2 separate regions of the Homo sapiens genome follow, and region 2 is linked to region 1. A link is a contact called in ENCODE Hi-C or POLR2A ChIA-PET data. All regions are on one chromosome and are shown on one strand. Each heading gives the region's core, a stretch centred on a gene start or an enhancer-like site at or near the end of the contact. The rest is flanking DNA. Distances are from core to core; before and after follow the strand shown.

Region 1 (4,238 bases), core at 745-3,244:
ATAAAATCATTAAAGAAAATAAAATAGTATGATACAGATTAGGAATCCTCATGCTAAGCAGAAAGTATTACATTAATTTTGAGTGTTTATCTTGGTACACTCTACACAATAACTACATATATCACACAAACATTTCTGTCTGGTACTAATATAAAAAGCTCTCTGAAAACAATTATTTTATGATATTGTACATTTTCTAGTTTTTCTTATAGTTTATAAATACATATTTCTGACTTAGCATTAATGAAATGAAACCTAAAATCTTGAAAACATTTAATATAAATTATAAATAGGGGAAAAGTACTTAGGGTAGTTAGCTGCTACTCATGTGTTACTGAAAGAAGAGGCATGAATTTTATTATGAAAAAATAAAATGTGGATAAAGAATGCTTTGGTAGTAAAAACATACACACAAAAAGCACTGGATTTCACAATCAAAGTCCAATGAGAATTTTCCCCCTTTGGCAGTCAAACAAAAATTCCAGGAAAATAGTTTAAATTCCCTTCACAAAGTTCAAATGTAGCTATTGGTTATTAACTTGCAAATATAAGAAATAACATTTCGGTCTGGGTATCTGACTAATGGTTATTTATGGACCCTATAAAATTTAGAATAACTTTTGCATTTAATATATCTCACATGAAATTACTGTTTCAGTAGTCCAAAATCTGTTTACTGCAATTCCATACAGATGAATTATAATTCTAAATAGAATCCTCAAATTCTGTTTACGTTTTAATGTAAACACTTCACCTACAGGAATAAGCAGCACTCATTATTTCTTTAGAGACAAGAATATTGTAGAGAGCTAACAACTCACTTTTGAACTGAGTAAGTTCACTGAATTTCCAAAATTCTAATAAGCACTATAGTTTACATAGTGCTTTATAACTGCAAGCCTGCTGCTTTTTAAACAATGATGCATTCCCCTAAATTCATATTTTAAAAATATGAATTATCAGTTGAGATTTCTCTGCCTACAACATAGAAATCTCTGCTCCTGGCCACTGGGTGGTCCTGCACGCATGGGCATGGGGCTCTAGCCCAGGCCTGCCTGTCACTAACTTCTCTATGGCCTCAGAGAAGTCACAGGGCCAATGTTTTCTAAACACATGTATATTTTTAAGTTATGGAACATGCTTACAAAATGCCACCTCATTGTGTCTTGTATACATGGACTCTATATATGGATGCATATACTGCAACCAATTATAGCTATCCCAGAGTGAAAGGATATTTTGAGAGAAGCAATTATTACAGCAAATGAGACAGGAAACATCCTTTTCCATTGCTCAAGAAACACAGATATTTGTTTCTTGTCTCTCGGCAAAAATGGAAAAACTCTCTTGCATTTCGGAAGTGAGTGGGTCTCCCGGAGGTTCTGAGAAGGGTCTATGCTAAGTAATCCTAAACTGAGCAAACCCTCCCAGCTCCTTTTGAGCGGAGAGGCTGAATTCAACACTGCCAGGGGAGCCGCGGCTGGTGGGTGGGGACGGGGGGCAGCTCGCTGTCGTGGGCTTTAGGGAGCAAACTCTGCCAAGCTGGGATGGGCGAGGATAAGGAGGGAAAGACGGACAGTTCTTTGGTAATAAAAATGCAGTTTATATAAACTGTAGGAGACCTGGTGAGAAAGTAAAAGAGGTAATTGTGCACATTCCAAACGTTTTAATATATAAACTGTGTAACCATCACTCATGAATAGCGCAGCTGCTAACAATTTATTTGTTTTTTTTTTTTTTTTTTTTTTTTTTTACCAAGATAAAAATCATGCTAAAGCCAAGAGATGTTTCTCTAGTGAATGATATTTTGAAACTCTGGTCAAAACATAACTGTGACATAATAAATTTTTAAAGAAGTCATGAAAGCTTGTAGTTTGAAATTTGAAAGAAGACCTAGTTTTTTCCCCAATTAGGAAGGACCACATTTCAACTTTCATGACAGTGGCGGGCTCAGTCTTGCGGCGGGGGAGGGGACGCCAATTCTGCATGCACATCTGTTTCCAGTGCAATGCTGGTATGCAAACTATTGTCTATTGGAAGTGTGTCGTGGTAACGTTTGCCAGGGTTAAAGGCTGGGTCAATTTGATCAAGACGCTAAAATTAGCTTCTGTGTGTTTTCCTGAAAAGAAAAAAAAATACTGTAAAGCTCTTTGTTTTCCTTCAAGTACCATTCTCAGATTTCAGTTTCTGGTGTGTAAACTACCAGGAAACAGACGGCTATGACAACTGACTTCTTGTTCACTGAGTCCTGCATAATGAAATGGTACCACACGTCACCAAGCTGGAGAACTCAGGGTGAAAGGTAGCTTTCTGACCCAACTCACATTTTCCCATTTAAAAAATATCAACATTATAAAATTACTTAATGTGAATGCATTTGGAAATTCAAAACCATAGCTATATTTTAAAGTGTGTGATGGCTTGGCAAAGCCCAAACACATTTAGAAACTCATCATTCTGAGAAGTATTGGGGTAAGATTTAGGTCACATATCCCTGGTAGTATTGACAGTGCTCTGATTATTTTCACAGGAAGTGAGTTTGTTAGGATGAAAAAGAGGGAAAAAAATACATATACAAACTCCGGTAATAATCTGACGAATTCCAAGAGTAGAAAGGAATCGTGGAAACAATACATAGTCATGAGATAGTTCAAGAAAAATATTGATATTTTTCTAGATTAGCAAAATTAGAAAATTACTTAACAGTTAATATTCCAATAGATGACAAAGATGAAAAAAGGAGAAATAGAATTATCTGTTAATGTTTAAGGCTTTGTGATGAATATACAAATAAACCAAAAGTAGAAGCATGTTTGAAATTTATTTACATACTTGGAGACTTGCTTTTTCTTATATGAGATGCTAAGTCAGGTTACAATAATATAGAAGTAAAAACTTCAGTGAAATGCCTCGCCTATATTTTAAATATTTCAATACTGTTAACTTTAAAATGACCTATAATGTAAAAAGTACTTTTTGTGTACATTTTACTATAAATATTTCCGATTAAGAGAAGTCTGACAGAAGAAATAAACAGGTTTTCCCCAAATTACAAAATGCAATAGAAAAATCCTTCAATCTAGTTACAGTATGGTGAAAATACTATAAATTTGGGTCATTTATACCACAGGATTTCCTTCTTTGCAAACATCCTCTCAATTCCAGTGGCTTTTTGTACTTTTATAATTTAGAGCTCATTAAAAAGATTTGGTATGGATACTAGAAGTGTGTAAAATATTTGGCAAAACTCATTTGTAAAATGAAACTTATTTGTACAACATACATAAAATTACCCAATTTTTATATTTAAATGCCCTCTAGAGCCAAACACAGCATGGTAGTTACTACTAATTGCTTATTTTCTTGGGTCAGAAATTAGTGAAAAATTACTATATATCGTGACACCAAATTAATAAGATTCCGTATTATCTCTAATTTCTCACAACCAGCTCTTCTTCAGTTTAAAATCTGACCTCTTTTCTCAAAGTTATTTGTAAAAATGGGAAGGATAATATTGAACTGCAATAACTCATCAAGTCTAAAGTTTTTCAGTCATGATCTTCCCAATTGTATGTTCTTACACAGCTGAGCACAGCCTTCTGGTGGAAAGACCCTGGGCTCCTAGGACACTACAAATGGCAGGTTCATCTTCTTCCTCCTGCATGTGTCCTGAGGATTCCTACCCCCCACCACTGCCCACATGCCCTTTCTGGCACCTGAAGTTTAGCATTTCCTAAGGTTGTGACCTTACCTCCCCCTTCTTTTCCTTTTACATACTGTTTTCCAGTAAATTTACCCACTAATATATATGGCTTCAAATATCTATGTTTTTAGCCTAAGCATTGTTAAGCTAGGCACAGAGGGTCTATGGAGGGAGTTTGAATATTCATTAGACTCCTGATACTATGTTAGAATATATGCATAAATAGATGCATTTTTTGTTGTTGTTGAGAATCCAAAATGGTCATGGAAAGCTGTCCATGACTCAAAAAGAAAAGAAAACCCAACCTCACCACCACTTGCTACACCAGAATGGCTCCAGCAGCCTAACTGAGCACCTTCACTGGGGTATTCCCAGCATACTAGTACTTCACACTCAGGCTGTTCTCATGACGGGCCTCCTCCTAAGAACATCCCTTCTCCTGTGTCTCCTGTGTGCTTATGCTATTACCACCCTACCATCCCTGAGACTCTCCTTTCTCCCTCATCCAGCAACTCCAACTAGTGCAAGCCTGAGG
Region 2 (4,238 bases), core at 826-3,325, 96 kb after region 1:
CTCTCTCTCTATGCCTTATGTTTTCCCTCTAGTGAGAAAAATATGAGAATAGCACGTATCTTACCAGACTCCTGTGAAAGTAAGCTTGTAAAAGTGTCCAGTAGTTCATGCATTTTCAGTACGCAATAAGGTTTTGAACTTGAAAATAAAGACTAACTGGATATTTTAATTCATGGTTTCAGGCTCAAGGAAGGCTTTGACTTTAAAATAACAACTGACCATTAGAGCTGTTCATAAAGAAAGGGCCATATTGGGAGGTGGCAACACCTTCACCATTCAGACATGTCCCGCCCAGCCACTGCTCACGCAGGCTTCGCAGGTGGAAGCTAAGCTGTACCTGAAGATCTTGGCATTCTTACTGGTGTAAAAACTGTCATTAAGCATTTTTCAATATACAATCATGGTTTTTACGTAGTTTAGCCCTTTATTCCTATGATGTTTTTGCTACCCCATTCTAGACTGACAACATGGCTGTAGGGAAAGGAAGACCAGCAGCCACCTAGTTACAAGGTAGCACGCCCACAGTGACCAGCGCTGATGAAACGTGAGGGTGCAGCTGAAGGAAAATGGGGCGTCTGCCAGCTGCTCACCAGGCTCTATCAACCCTTCACGTGCGGGGGTGGGGGGCTGTTCATACTCAAGATGCCATTAGCGCAGATTCTCCAAAGTAAGAGTTTTCATATTGTATTCCTACCCCACAATCTGTGAAAGAAAGGGAGAGAGAGAGGAGATGAGCTGAAGGGAGGGGAAGGGAAAGGAGGGAAAGGGAAGAGGGAAAAAGAGAGGTAGGGATGAACAGAGGGAAAGGAGAGTGAAAGAAAGAGAGAGAGACGAAAAAGGGAGGGAGAGAAAGAGAGAGAGCCAATCGTGGCACAGTGACTTAGGAAGAATCCTACTGAAATGCTCAATAAAGCCAGTGTAATTTCTTTGAGCCCCACTGGACTGCTAACATTTGAGAGCACAATACCACGCGCAATTAAACAAGCAAACCCACAATTCATTAGGGATAATTTTAATAGATGACTCATTAGCCAGCCAGTTAATGATGCTTTGTTTTCCCAGAGGCCCAGGCAGATGCTTAACTACAATGAGGCTTCTACTGCCACTGACAAAAGGCAATGGAATCTAAACCACCCATGCCACGTCTTCAAGCTTCTTCAGGTTTTTTTTTTTTTGAAGATAAGGATCAAATGAAACGACTTCTGTTAAACTTGTATTTCCTGTACAGAATGGATATCTTCTTCAAATTATATGATTGTACAACTATTAAAGGACTGCTTAATGTAGAGGAAGTCTGTTTAGGACACAGGGACTGGCCTTTTCACATGTGGCTCCTCAGATGTTCTACAGTTTCCTTCACACTCAGTTCCTCACACTGGAGTGGTTTCACAGGATGATTAGAGGTATTAGGCCAGCAGTAGAGATGCTAGTTTATATGTAATACCTAGCGAGAGGAATACGTTTGCTACACAATCAACACTTGAAGTCACTAAAAAAAAATGACTTTAAAAATCTCACAAGAATGACTAAATATACCAAAAATCAGCCCAGAAACATGGCACAGTATCATGGTAAGTCACTGCACTGAGGAGTTGGCAGAGCAGGGCTGGAACCCACTGCCTGATACCAAGAGAAGACATCAAACAAGGGTTTCTCCTTTCAATGTCAGCCTTTTCCTATGAAAATGACAAAAAACAATCCGTGCTCTCCTAACCATGGTCAAATATGTGTTGGGAGAATCAAATACAAAGATGTAAATGACAAAGCACTACAGGAATAGAATAGGACAATCTTCCAGGGTTTAAAATAAGTTCTAGTGATAGATCTTTATATTTTATTTTCAAACTTGAAATTTGAGACCCAGGCAAAACCAGCAAGTAATTCTTGACTAAAGGACACACTGTAAGAAAAAGCACATGAAACTATGCAGCCCTTGAAATCCTCATCTCTGCCTTTTTCTGTTGAGACAAAGTAGGCGCAGCTCTGCTACCTTGAATGGGGTATCTGTATCCTGTGGACTTGGTGACAGAATGCCCCGAGAGGCAGGATGCCAGCCGAGTCACCTTCCTGGAATGCAACCTGTACCCTCCAACACAGGCACCCACAGACTATCGCTCTGCTCTGTGAGTCAGAAGCTGGAGGACGGACCCAAGAACAGGGATATGTCGTCTGAGCATGTGGGTGATGTGCGACCAGGGAGGAAATGAAATCACACTCACGAGGGACAGAAAATGGTACTGCAGAAGGCTTTTCTTTTCTTCTTACTGCACTGTTTCCACAGATATTCCCAGAGCCACTGTCAAATAAATACATAAGAATCTTTAAATTCTATATGTATTTAAAAATAAAGTCCTATTATTACAACATGACCTGCTTCTAATTTGCATGTGTTGGTGATGGGTACAGACTGAGAGAGAGGATAGAGAGGGGAGAAGAGAAGGGATGGGAGAGTGTGACGGTTTTCCATAATAATAGAGCCCTCCTTGGAACTCTGGCTCTCTAGAAGAATCCTCTAACAAATGAGATCCTTGAAAACTGAGAGGAAATAGAGTGATGATCACACAAAAAGGTTTCTGAATGAGCTGATGTCAATATCATCAAGTACTCCCATGGGTACTTGGTCTTATAAGCTAATGGTATATTAGTGATTTTTAAATATTATTTTGTAAAACAGGGCCAGTTTATCCTTCTGCCTTTCCATTTTTCTATCTGCTCAGATATTCTTCCTTTAAAAATAAGAATAAGGCCGGGCATGGTGGCTCATACCTATAATCCAGTCCTTTGGGGGGCCGAGGTGGACAGATCATTTGAGCTCTGGAGTTCAAGACCAGCCTGGGCAACATAGGGAGGCCTCATCTCTACTAAAAAGAAAAAAAAATTCAGCCGGGCATGGTGGTACATGCCTGTAGTCCCAGCTACTCAGGAGGCTGAGGTGGGAGGATCACTTGAGCCTGGGAGATCAAGGCTGCAGTGAGCCAAAATCATGCCACTGCACTCCAGTATGGGTGACAGAGTGAGACCTACCTCAAAATAAATAAGTAAATCAAAAGTAAAAATAAAGCTAGGAATAAAGTCTAATAATAGTAGAATCTAGAGATAATCAGGAAACTGGCCACTGTGTGAGAACATATAGACGTTACTTCCTTTCATTTATGATCTGCACTCAACCAGAAAGAAAGGTGCTTGCAAACATTTTGCTGATATCAAGTAAATCTAGCACAACTCAACCTAAGTGTGGTAAGATCATATTCTGGGGGCAATGTCTTGTGCTAGCTAAAGAAAGCATCTTTTAATAGTAAGAGAAATGGAACACATTTCATATATACAGATTTCATTTTTATAATTTTATAAAGAAATGATGGGCAGGGAGATCCAATTCAGGTATTTACTGGGCATCTGTTATGTGCCAGGCATGTTGGGAGGGATGATTAAAGATAAAGAGGGATAGGATCCAGGTCCTGCCTTCAAGGAGCTTCCCCAAGAGAGACCGACATGAGATAGCTAACAAAGTCCTGACTGCTCCTCAGAGGTCTCCCTCACTTTTCTCTCTATAGTGAGAGCCCAACCATTCTCTCTATGAGAAAAAATGGTAAAAGTGATCTCAAATATTTTACATAACTCTGAGAGGTACTTAGGGAAGCTATCCTATGGAGTAATTTCATCCCTTTCTTTGAGAACTCTACTAATAATTTCCATATGAGGCTTAGGCCAACAATGTAAAGACAATTTCTCAAAGGATTTCTCAATTTTGCCTTTACATAATTCGGCTTCTGTAAACTGTACCTGTAACTAACTGGCCCTAGTAGAAGTCCAATTGTTTTTCTCTTCTAAAAGGAAAAGGAGACTTTCACTTAACTATACCTCAAATTTATCTGTTTGGGGCATATGCAGCATAGTTTCTGAAGCAACTCTAACAAGTCAAAAATCCTCTGGAAATTTGATCCCAAGAGTACAATGGCTTTTGAATATTCTTCACCTTCAATAAGGCATAGAGTAGAAGCACATGGAACCAAGTCCCCAGCCTATATTAAACTTATTTCTCCAGCAAGTCAGTGTTAAACATCTTATTCTTACACGAGATCTGGCCCATTTCCTACAGTATCCATTCCGTGTTGCCAGGTCTTACCGTTGATGCCCTGGGCCATCAATCAGAGTCACAGGGATTTCAGGATCAAATCAGCACTACAAAGCCATCAATTATCCCAGCTGTATTGAAGTCAACAGGTAGAAAACTGAAA

Evidence for each region. Hi-C counts contacts between places; a loop is a spot of excess contacts on that map. ChIA-PET counts read pairs that join two places held with the same protein, here RNA polymerase II (POLR2A). Pooled maps may share reads with other maps.
Region 2: a map of endothelial cell of umbilical vein shows a loop between it and region 1 (5-fold over the local background). The contact joins two enhancer-like sites. A Hi-C loop is called at or near these places in 2 of 168 maps with a recorded cell type or tissue (PC-3 and endothelial cell of umbilical vein) and 2 of 50 pooled maps. POLR2A ChIA-PET finds 5 or more read pairs at or near these places in 4 of 52 experiments (Panc1, WTC11, activated CD4-positive, alpha-beta T cell and 1 more).

The regions. Positions count from the first base shown.
Region 1 is chr6:1,819,886-1,824,123 of GRCh38, forward strand. The region is part of intron 7 of GMDS (GDP-mannose 4,6-dehydratase); the gene reads right to left. Among named protein-coding and RNA genes, the nearest start is that of FOXC1, 210 kb to the left of the region's middle. Within about 2 kb of position 1,995, at least 2 of the 41 ENCODE cell types and tissues checked have a DNase peak (open chromatin) inside an H3K27ac peak, as active enhancers do; they include endothelial cell of umbilical vein, where a contact is called at or near this core.
Region 2 is chr6:1,915,721-1,919,958 of GRCh38, forward strand. All of the region lies in intron 7 of GMDS (GDP-mannose 4,6-dehydratase), which reads right to left. Among named protein-coding and RNA genes, the nearest start is that of FOXC1, 310 kb to the left of the region's middle. RefSeq lists an enhancer at 3,905-4,238. Within about 2 kb of position 2,076, at least 8 of the 41 ENCODE cell types and tissues checked have a DNase peak (open chromatin) inside an H3K27ac peak, as active enhancers do; they include endothelial cell of umbilical vein, where a contact is called at or near this core.